Linked DNA regions of Mus musculus: all the other regions are linked to region 1. Evidence: chromatin loops called from intact Hi-C (ENCODE). Cell type or tissue: left cerebral cortex. All regions are shown on one strand. Region 1 holds the start of Kdm2a (lysine (K)-specific demethylase 2A). Region 2 has its middle 1.4 kb from the start of Syt12. Region 3 overlaps Kdm2a (lysine (K)-specific demethylase 2A).

What was found. Peaks named below come from ENCODE experiments on the same cell type or tissue, not always from the same donor. Only the 100,000 strongest peaks of a DNase experiment are listed, where the experiment ranks them.
Region 2: a loop joins it to region 1, with 4 times the contacts of the local background. A loop is called at or near these places in 3 of 42 quality-filtered maps.
Region 3: a loop joins it to region 1, with 7 times the contacts of the local background. A loop is called at or near these places in 13 of 42 quality-filtered maps.

The regions. Positions count from the first base shown.
Region 1 is chr19:4,394,994-4,397,493 of GRCm38, forward strand. Kdm2a (lysine (K)-specific demethylase 2A) reads right to left here and starts at 2,084. Exons shown (of 21, transcript NM_001001984.2): 1 at 1,318-2,084. 9430078G10Rik reads left to right here and starts at 891. Exons shown (of 3, transcript XM_030251152.1): 1 at 891-900; 2 at 1,337-2,457. The coding sequence starts at 891. In left cerebral cortex, no CTCF peak of the experiment used is centred here; DNase peaks (open chromatin) are centred at 1,396, 2,164 and 2,410; H3K4me3 peaks cover 2,500 bases; H3K27ac peaks cover 1,125 bases.
Region 2 is chr19:4,477,315-4,479,814 of GRCm38, forward strand. No RefSeq gene overlaps it. Among named protein-coding and RNA genes, the nearest start is that of Syt12, 1.4 kb to the left of the region's middle. In left cerebral cortex, a CTCF peak has its summit at 1,034 (motif pointing right); DNase peaks (open chromatin) are centred at 193 and 694; H3K4me3 peaks cover 334 bases; H3K27ac peaks cover 368 bases.
Region 3 is chr19:4,332,565-4,335,064 of GRCm38, forward strand. All of the region lies in intron 12 of Kdm2a (lysine (K)-specific demethylase 2A), which reads right to left. Among named protein-coding and RNA genes, the nearest start is that of Grk2, 28 kb to the left of the region's middle. In left cerebral cortex, CTCF peaks have their summits at 720 and 1,465; DNase peaks (open chromatin) are centred at 219, 962 and 1,458; H3K4me3 peaks cover 1,918 bases; H3K27ac peaks cover 2,142 bases.

The DNA of each region.
Region 1 (2,500 bases):
TCCTCTTGGGCAAATGGTGCCATGTCTTGTCAATATTAATCACATCACAACTATAAAATAAGACCTAAGCAAAAGGAGACTTTGGTTTCAGTTCCTTAGGACCAGCCACATCATTTGTTTCTGCTCATGGGATTGCAACTAGCAAAATTCTTCCTGCTAACATTAGCAATAGATAGATAAAGAGATAGATAGATAGAGGGGACTGGAGACATGGCTCAGTGCTTAACAGCACTGCTGCTTTTCAAGAGGATCCGAGTTCAATTCTCAACAACCACATGGCAGGTCACTGTCTGATTCCAGTTCTAAGGGACCCTTACACAGATATAATGCAGGTGAAAAGGCTCAGGACTTTTACTTCTCTTCTTCTGTATGTTTGCTGGTGTGTGTGTGTGTTTAAGTTTTGTTGTTTTGAGACAGGATCTCTCTACATAGCCCTGGTGGTCTTGGAACTACAACATAGACCAACCAGGCTTGCCTCCAACTTACAAGAGACCCGACTGCCTCTGCTTGCCCAGTGCTGGCAAAGGTGTGCAGCACCAAACCCAGGAAGGACTTTTATTTCTAAAGTGCTGAATGGCCAGGTGAAGGTGAAGTACACACAAAACTAAGCCAGACCCTAAACCAGTGAGTTCTCAAACAGGTAATAACAAATTATAAGCAAAACGGGGAGGTTACTTTCATTAAAAAAAAAAAAAAAGAGGGCAAGAAAAATTTGGTTTTACAGAAAGACTTCAAACCAATGTCCCATATCCTTCTAGTAAGGAACTGCCTTCCCCAAACTACCATCCACCTCAAGGTGGACAACTACAGAACAAATTTGAGAGTTGCAAACGGAGGCAAAAATACCATCTAATCTAGATGAGTAAATAATAAATGAAACGTCTCGATATATGGATACGGGTGAAACATCCATTAAATAAAGGCCGGTTGGCACGTCAATCAATCCACAACACCAAGCAAGGGTTTTCGTTTTTCTAAATATCTTTCTCCAGAATAATGGCTTCTAATTGGATATACAAATGTTTTTTTTCTCTCTTGTAAATATAATACGGCCACGTTAACAAAATCCTTTCAGAGGACCCGATGACATAGTTTGCGAGAGCAGTTCGTGGCACTGCCCTCCTCGGCCTCGGTCGCGAGGGACACAGTCTGCACCCCAGGGCCGGACAGCAAAGCGGTAAACCTCGACTGCTCCCCTAGGGAAAAGGCGTTCTGTGGCTCACCCCTTGCAAAGAAATAAAAACTTTACATTAAGTCTTTAGATAAGACCGGGAACCAAACTTCCCAGGGCGGGGGAGGGGGGAGGGGAAATCTCACCGAGGATTTTGTTCTTGAGTTCTTGTCCAAGAGAGAAGTAAAATTCCAAACACAGACAAAATAAAATCCCAAACGTCGTCTTCGGTATTTCTGTGTATTAACCCAGTATCCAGAGAAGGGTCAGAGCGACCCGGAAAAGAGGAAACAGTTACTGAATCAAACCTCCTCTTCTGGCTTTTACAGACTCCGCGTCCGAGGCGTCAGGGAAGCAAGACCACTCGGCTACTCCCCCAAGCTGGCGGTCAGCAGCCCCAGCCCGAGACCCGGGTCAACCGGGCCGCGGGAAACACCCTCCTCTCGGTACCCTCAGCCGGCCACAGCCGCTACCGAAGCCCAGGAACCGCGGCCGATCAGCTGAGACCCGCCCGGCCGACGCTCCCCGCGCCGCCCGGCCCCCCGGAACGCGGGCCCCGGCCCCGGGGGGCGGAGAGGGCGGGAGCAGCGAAGCGCCCTGACCGGGGGCCTTCGGCTGCCTTTGCGTCGTCCCCTGAGCCGGGGCTCCGCGCTGCGGGACGATCCCCCGTACACCCCCAGCTACTCCCCAGTAGCAGAGGAGGGACTCCGGGGGATGGGCCCCCTGACGTTGCCCTTCCACGCGAAGAGCCCACTGCCCGGGAGGGAAACAACCGCGACGGGCCCGGGAACTGGAAAGGTGCTCTGCGGCCCGCCGCCGCCGCCGCCGCCGCTGCCGGGGAGGGGTGTTGTTTCCCTCACACAGGAGGATCCGCTGAAGCAGCCGCCGCCATTTTGAACCCGTCAGATTCTCACATACACACAGCTCCTCCGGCCTCACTGCGCAGGCGCCCTCTCTTCACCACCACCCCCTCCCTCCCGTCGCCTCTCCACCCCCACCTCTTTCGAGCCTCCCTGCGCGTCTTACCGCTCTCCGGGACACACGTGAACGCGCACGCGTCACTCCCCCCACCCCACCCCGCCCCCTCTACCACGGACACACCGCCGGAGCGCGCACGCGCCGATTGCGTCGGCCTCGAATCGCCCGCGCCCCGCGACGCCGACGCGGTTCCCCGCCCTCCCCCCCTCGCGTCAGCCCGCACGCCCTCTGGCCGGCCTACCGCCCCCGCTCCCTGCCCGCCTCCTCTCAGGTCGCCGGCTCGACCGGGTGCCTGCGCCTGCGCGCCAGTCGCGAGCCTCCTCCGCGCGCGCTCTCTCTCTCCCCCACACC
Region 2 (2,500 bases), 82 kb after region 1:
GGGGGGGGCAGCCAAGTTGGACCCTGGGATCGCAGGCTTGTGGATGTGTTGGGTAGGGAACCCTGTGCTCACCAGGGGCGCACCCCACTCCCTTTATGTTGTTCTCCTTCTAGGCCTCAGTTTCTTTATCTGTAAAACGGACTCAAGAGAGTCACACACACACACACACACTCACAAAATCAGACCAGCGAGCAGCGCAGCCAGCAGTATTCCCTTCTCTGAATGGCTGATATTTCCTTCCATGATTGAGTTGTGATTGTACGCTATACCAGTCCAGGTCACTTACCGACATCATCTTTTGTAATCTCTGCAATGACCTCATCGGCGGCCACTCCATTTATTTATTTATTTTTTTTGAGATAAGGCCCAGGGTGGATATGAAGGCCAAATGACTTCAAAGTCTTTTTTTTTTTTTTTTTTTTTTTTTTTTTTTTTTTTTTTTTAGAGAGAGAGAGAGGGAGAATGGGAGAATGAATCACTTTATAGCCCTAGCTGTCCTGGAAATCACTAAGTAGATCAGGCTGGCCTTGCTCGAACTCACAGAGATATCAGCCTCTGTCTCCCAATTGCTGGGACTAAAGGCATGTGCCACCACACCTGACTTTCTTTTTTAACCTCTTAAGGGTCATACTTTCTCTTCCAAGGAATGAATGAATCATTCAGGAGATATTTATGACGCTCTCACCCAGGCTCTCGGCACAGTGCCAGGCGTGGGCGATCTTCCGGGAACAAGGGACAGGTCCCCTCCCTGCCCGCGCAGTCTGGCAGGAAGATAAGTCGGGTATTAGGAGAGGCTGGGTGTTGCCCTTCAGGAGGGGGCGGCGGGGCACCTGTTCTGGACACAGTGACCAGAACAGCGAGCTGGGAAGACACCTGACTAGGCCTCCAGGAGGATCTGGAGTCTGGGAGAGAAGTTGACAATCTCATGGAGAGCCAATACCAAAAGGCTGGGTTGTCTGAGAGTAGTGTGGAGAGCAGACAGACAAGCTTGGTCCAGAAAACCAAAGGGAGGTTGCAACTTCACCCTCACCTATAGGGGGCACCATCATTTTCTGGACCTGAAAAAGAAGTGAGTTCTGTCTTGGAGCTAGGGATTGGACCATGGACATTTGGTGCCATTTCCCATTTAACTAACCTTCAAGGCTACTTATAGCTTTGGCAAGACTGAACCCATTTTCGTTTTTAATTTTTTTTTTTTTTTTTTAAGAGTGCTTCCTGGGCAGCGGTGGCACACGCTTTTTTTTTTTTTTTTAAAGATTTATTTATTTATTATATGTAAGTATACTGTAGCTGTCTTTAGACACTCCAGAAGAGGGAGTCAGATCTCGTTACAGATGGTTGTGAGCCACCATGTGGTTGCTGGGATTTGAACTTCGGACCTTTGGAAGAGCAGTCGGGTGCTCTTACCCACTGAGCCATCTCACCAGCCCTCGTTTTTAATTTTTAAAATTACTTTATGTAGCTGGGTGGTGGTGGGGAAAGCCTTTAATCCCAGCACTCCGGAGGGAGTGGCAGGAGGATTTCTGAGTTGGAGGCCATCCTGGTCTACAGAGTGAGTTCCAGGACAGCCAGAGCTACACAGAGAAAGCCTGTCTTGAAAAACCTTTTTTTCTAATCTGTGTGTGTGTGCGTGTGTGTGTGTGTGTGCGCGCGCGCGCGTGTGTGTGTGTGTGTGTAATCTTAATATGTAGCCCTAAATGGCCTGGAACTCACTATGTAGACCAGGCTGTTTTCAAACTCATCTAGGTCCTTGTGTTTCTGCCTCCTGAGTGCTGGGACTAAAGACATGTACCGCCACACCTGGCATACATATAACTTAACATTTAAAAGTAATAAACAAACAAAAATTAAATGTTAATTTACTGTGTTTGGGTGTTACAGCATGAATGTGGAGGCCGGTTCCCTCTTTCTACTGTTAGTTTTAAGTTCAAACTCAGGTCATCAGGCTTGGCAGCAAGCCCCTTTACCTACTGAACCATGTCACTGACCCTTACCTTCCTTTTATTAAGACAGGCTCCCAGCTGAGGCTGGGCTTGAACTCATGATGCTCCTGCTTCTGCCTTCTGGGATGACGGGCACATGTCACTACTCAGCACGGACTCATGTCTCTTTTACACATTGATGGCCTAAGACAGAGGGTTCTGGGGTGCTGCTCCTAGCTTGGATCTCAGGGCATGTGAAACCCCATGATGTCATACATGTATGATATGCTCTGGTAAAAACAGCAGCCTGGTGTAGCCACAGGGCTACACACCTGAAACAGAAGTCAGTCTCCTCCTGTGGTCCTTAGAGAGGTGACCCACCTCTGGCCAGAAACTCTCTGGACTCTTGGAACTTGAATTTACACACCAGGTAAATGGATTTCCTACCCTGACTCAATGCCTTCCTTCATCCACAGGAAGAAAAGGAAGCCATTGGACAGCTCACAGGCAAGAGGCAAATTGAATGAACTAGGCACACAGTCGGCAGCAAGGAGACACTGCTACCTTCTCTTCACGTT
Region 3 (2,500 bases), 62 kb before region 1:
AAACCTCTTTACATTCTGAAAAAGTCCTCTATTAAGATCCCCTTTTACCAAAACTCCAGATGCCTCACACCTTCCCCCAAACGATCTCATTTTCAGTCATTTTATTTACTTCAAGTTGCTATGGCACCCTATTCTAGAGCCTCAAGCTAGCACCATACTGTGTGGGGGTGAAGAGGCTGGGTGTGGTGCCACATGGGAAAAGGTTCTGGTCTCAGCTCCTAATCTTTCTAGAGTGAAAAATTCAGGTCCATTCAAAAAGCGCACCGAGGAGTGCATGGCTCCCCTCCCCCACTTTGCATACGGGAGGAGTAGGACTCTGCCCATTTCCTCTGCGGGAGAGAACTGAGCTGTCCACAAACAGGGACTTTCCACTTTCAGCAAAGCAGACTGCACAGAAAGACCTATGGTTAAGAGAGTAGAAAAGGAACTTAAGTTCACTGGAACAGTTTAATTCCACCTGCAAGACTTTTGTAGGGGGCACAGAGAAGGGCAGAGAGACAAACTGTGGGCTGCGCTGGGTGGGGGCAGTTAACACACACACCACTCAATTACTGGGGTGTGTGTGGGTGTGGAGGGAAATGCAGATTTCCTTCCTAGCCTAAATTCGGTGGGGCCAAGTCCGCAATGGTTTCATTAAAAAAAAGAAAAAAAAAAAAAAAGACAAGACTGTAGCTGAGGTCCTAGGAGAAATCATAAAAAAGCCACCACCACTCACCAGTAGGGATTTAGGATCAGGGAGCGGGGGTGGGGGTGGGTGGAGTGCGGAAAGGCTCTGCCTATCTAGGTTCCAGGCTTTTGGGAGAACATTCAAACACAGGCCCACACCCCAGAGAACAGAGAAGGGAAGGAGAACGGAGGGCCCTCTGATCAAGCTGTAAGTACTCCCCAAAGCCAAGCACCCCAGTTCCAAAGCACATCCCACCAGCTAGAGAACAAGTGTTAACAACGGCTCAAACACAACTAACACACGCATTGTCCTGGACTTGCCCAGCAGGCAGTTCTGCCTTCTGCTAGAGACAAAGTCTCTACAGTTATACACACCCCAAACCAGAAAAGGCTTGCCAACCGACCGCCTGACCTTGCATTTCTTGTTGCTCTGGAGCTGCGGAGGCTCTTGGGTGAAGTTTCCCCAGCGCCTTTGTTTTGTTTTCTGTGTTGAAGTTGTGCGGAAGGAGTTAGCTTTTCTGCTTCTAGGAAAATCCTGATTTTCGTGAAAATCCCGAATCTCCCAGAGCATGTAAGGTAGGGCAGTCCTGCTATAGCCCGTCAGGCTACTCAGAACAGCGTGGAGCACTCTGAGCTCCTTCTAAAGCCCTTCAGCTCAGCCGCGGCTTCCTGTGCCTGCGAACAATGCTGCTGCGTCACCCACATGCAGCTCCCAGAAATGCTTTGCAACGGAAGATGGCAGGAGGGGGAGCGCAGCTCGAGCGAGCCAGCCAGGCAGAGGGCCTGGCCGTTCTGCTGCAGCACCCAGAGGGGAGGTGTTTGGCAGCCGCTCACCTCCTCGTGATTGGAGGAAGCATAGCTGGGGGAGGGAGCTTGGCCAGCTAAAGCCCCAGATCCTTCGCTCCAACACTGCAACAGGAGAACCCAGGGCGAGCCCCGGGAGGGCTCTTGGCAGCAGACTTCAGGAGGCGGCTGTGGAAGGGAAGGCTTTAACCCGATCCACAGGCTATGTATACCTAGATACCTTGACAGTAGCCTCATCCCATTCCACTCGTTGTCACTTATTGCTATAACCAGAGCTCTCTCACTGACAGTTCACAGATTTCATTCCTCTCTGGGATCCCAACAAGAGTCCTGCCTTTGAGGAGGAAGCTGCCAGCAGCTTGCTTTCCCCCAGCCCTTCCTAAGTTAACTGTCTGTTTCACACCTGTCCACACTCACATAGCTCCATCCCACCAGCAAGTATTTATATCAACACCTTCAGAAATGGTATTACAGGTTACACAAAGATAAAATATGGCTGTTCCCATCAACCACAAATACAGTACATGCCTACTTTTGGTTGTGACAGGGAACCATCAGCATATTTTAACTCTACACAATCTGCAGCAATCTTTTAGCAACTCCACTGTGAACAAATCAAGCTTCTCTGGTCAGAACACTTGATCCTCTTGACTCTATACAAGATACAGGGAGTCAGGGAATAGGCCTTCCTTCCCAGCAGCAGTAGTCTCCTCTGCCCAAGAGAATGCCTCACATTCCAGACACCACTCTGCCAGATTTCTGTTTCTAAATCAGCTTTGCCTGCCTCATTCTTAATCCTACTGTCTCAGTTTTTAGGTGCAGGAAATATAGGTGTGACTACGTTATTGATATTCCCCATGAAGCAAACAGCCCTTCACCCTATTGACACTTCACATCATCTATTCTGTCTAGAGGTCCTCGAGCCAGACTGAAGCTCAAAACGTGCTCACTTACTCATGGGCTACAGCAGAAAGGGGAGCTTCACTTAGGCCAGAGGCCTACACACGAGTGTCAGCATAGGAAGAGAAGC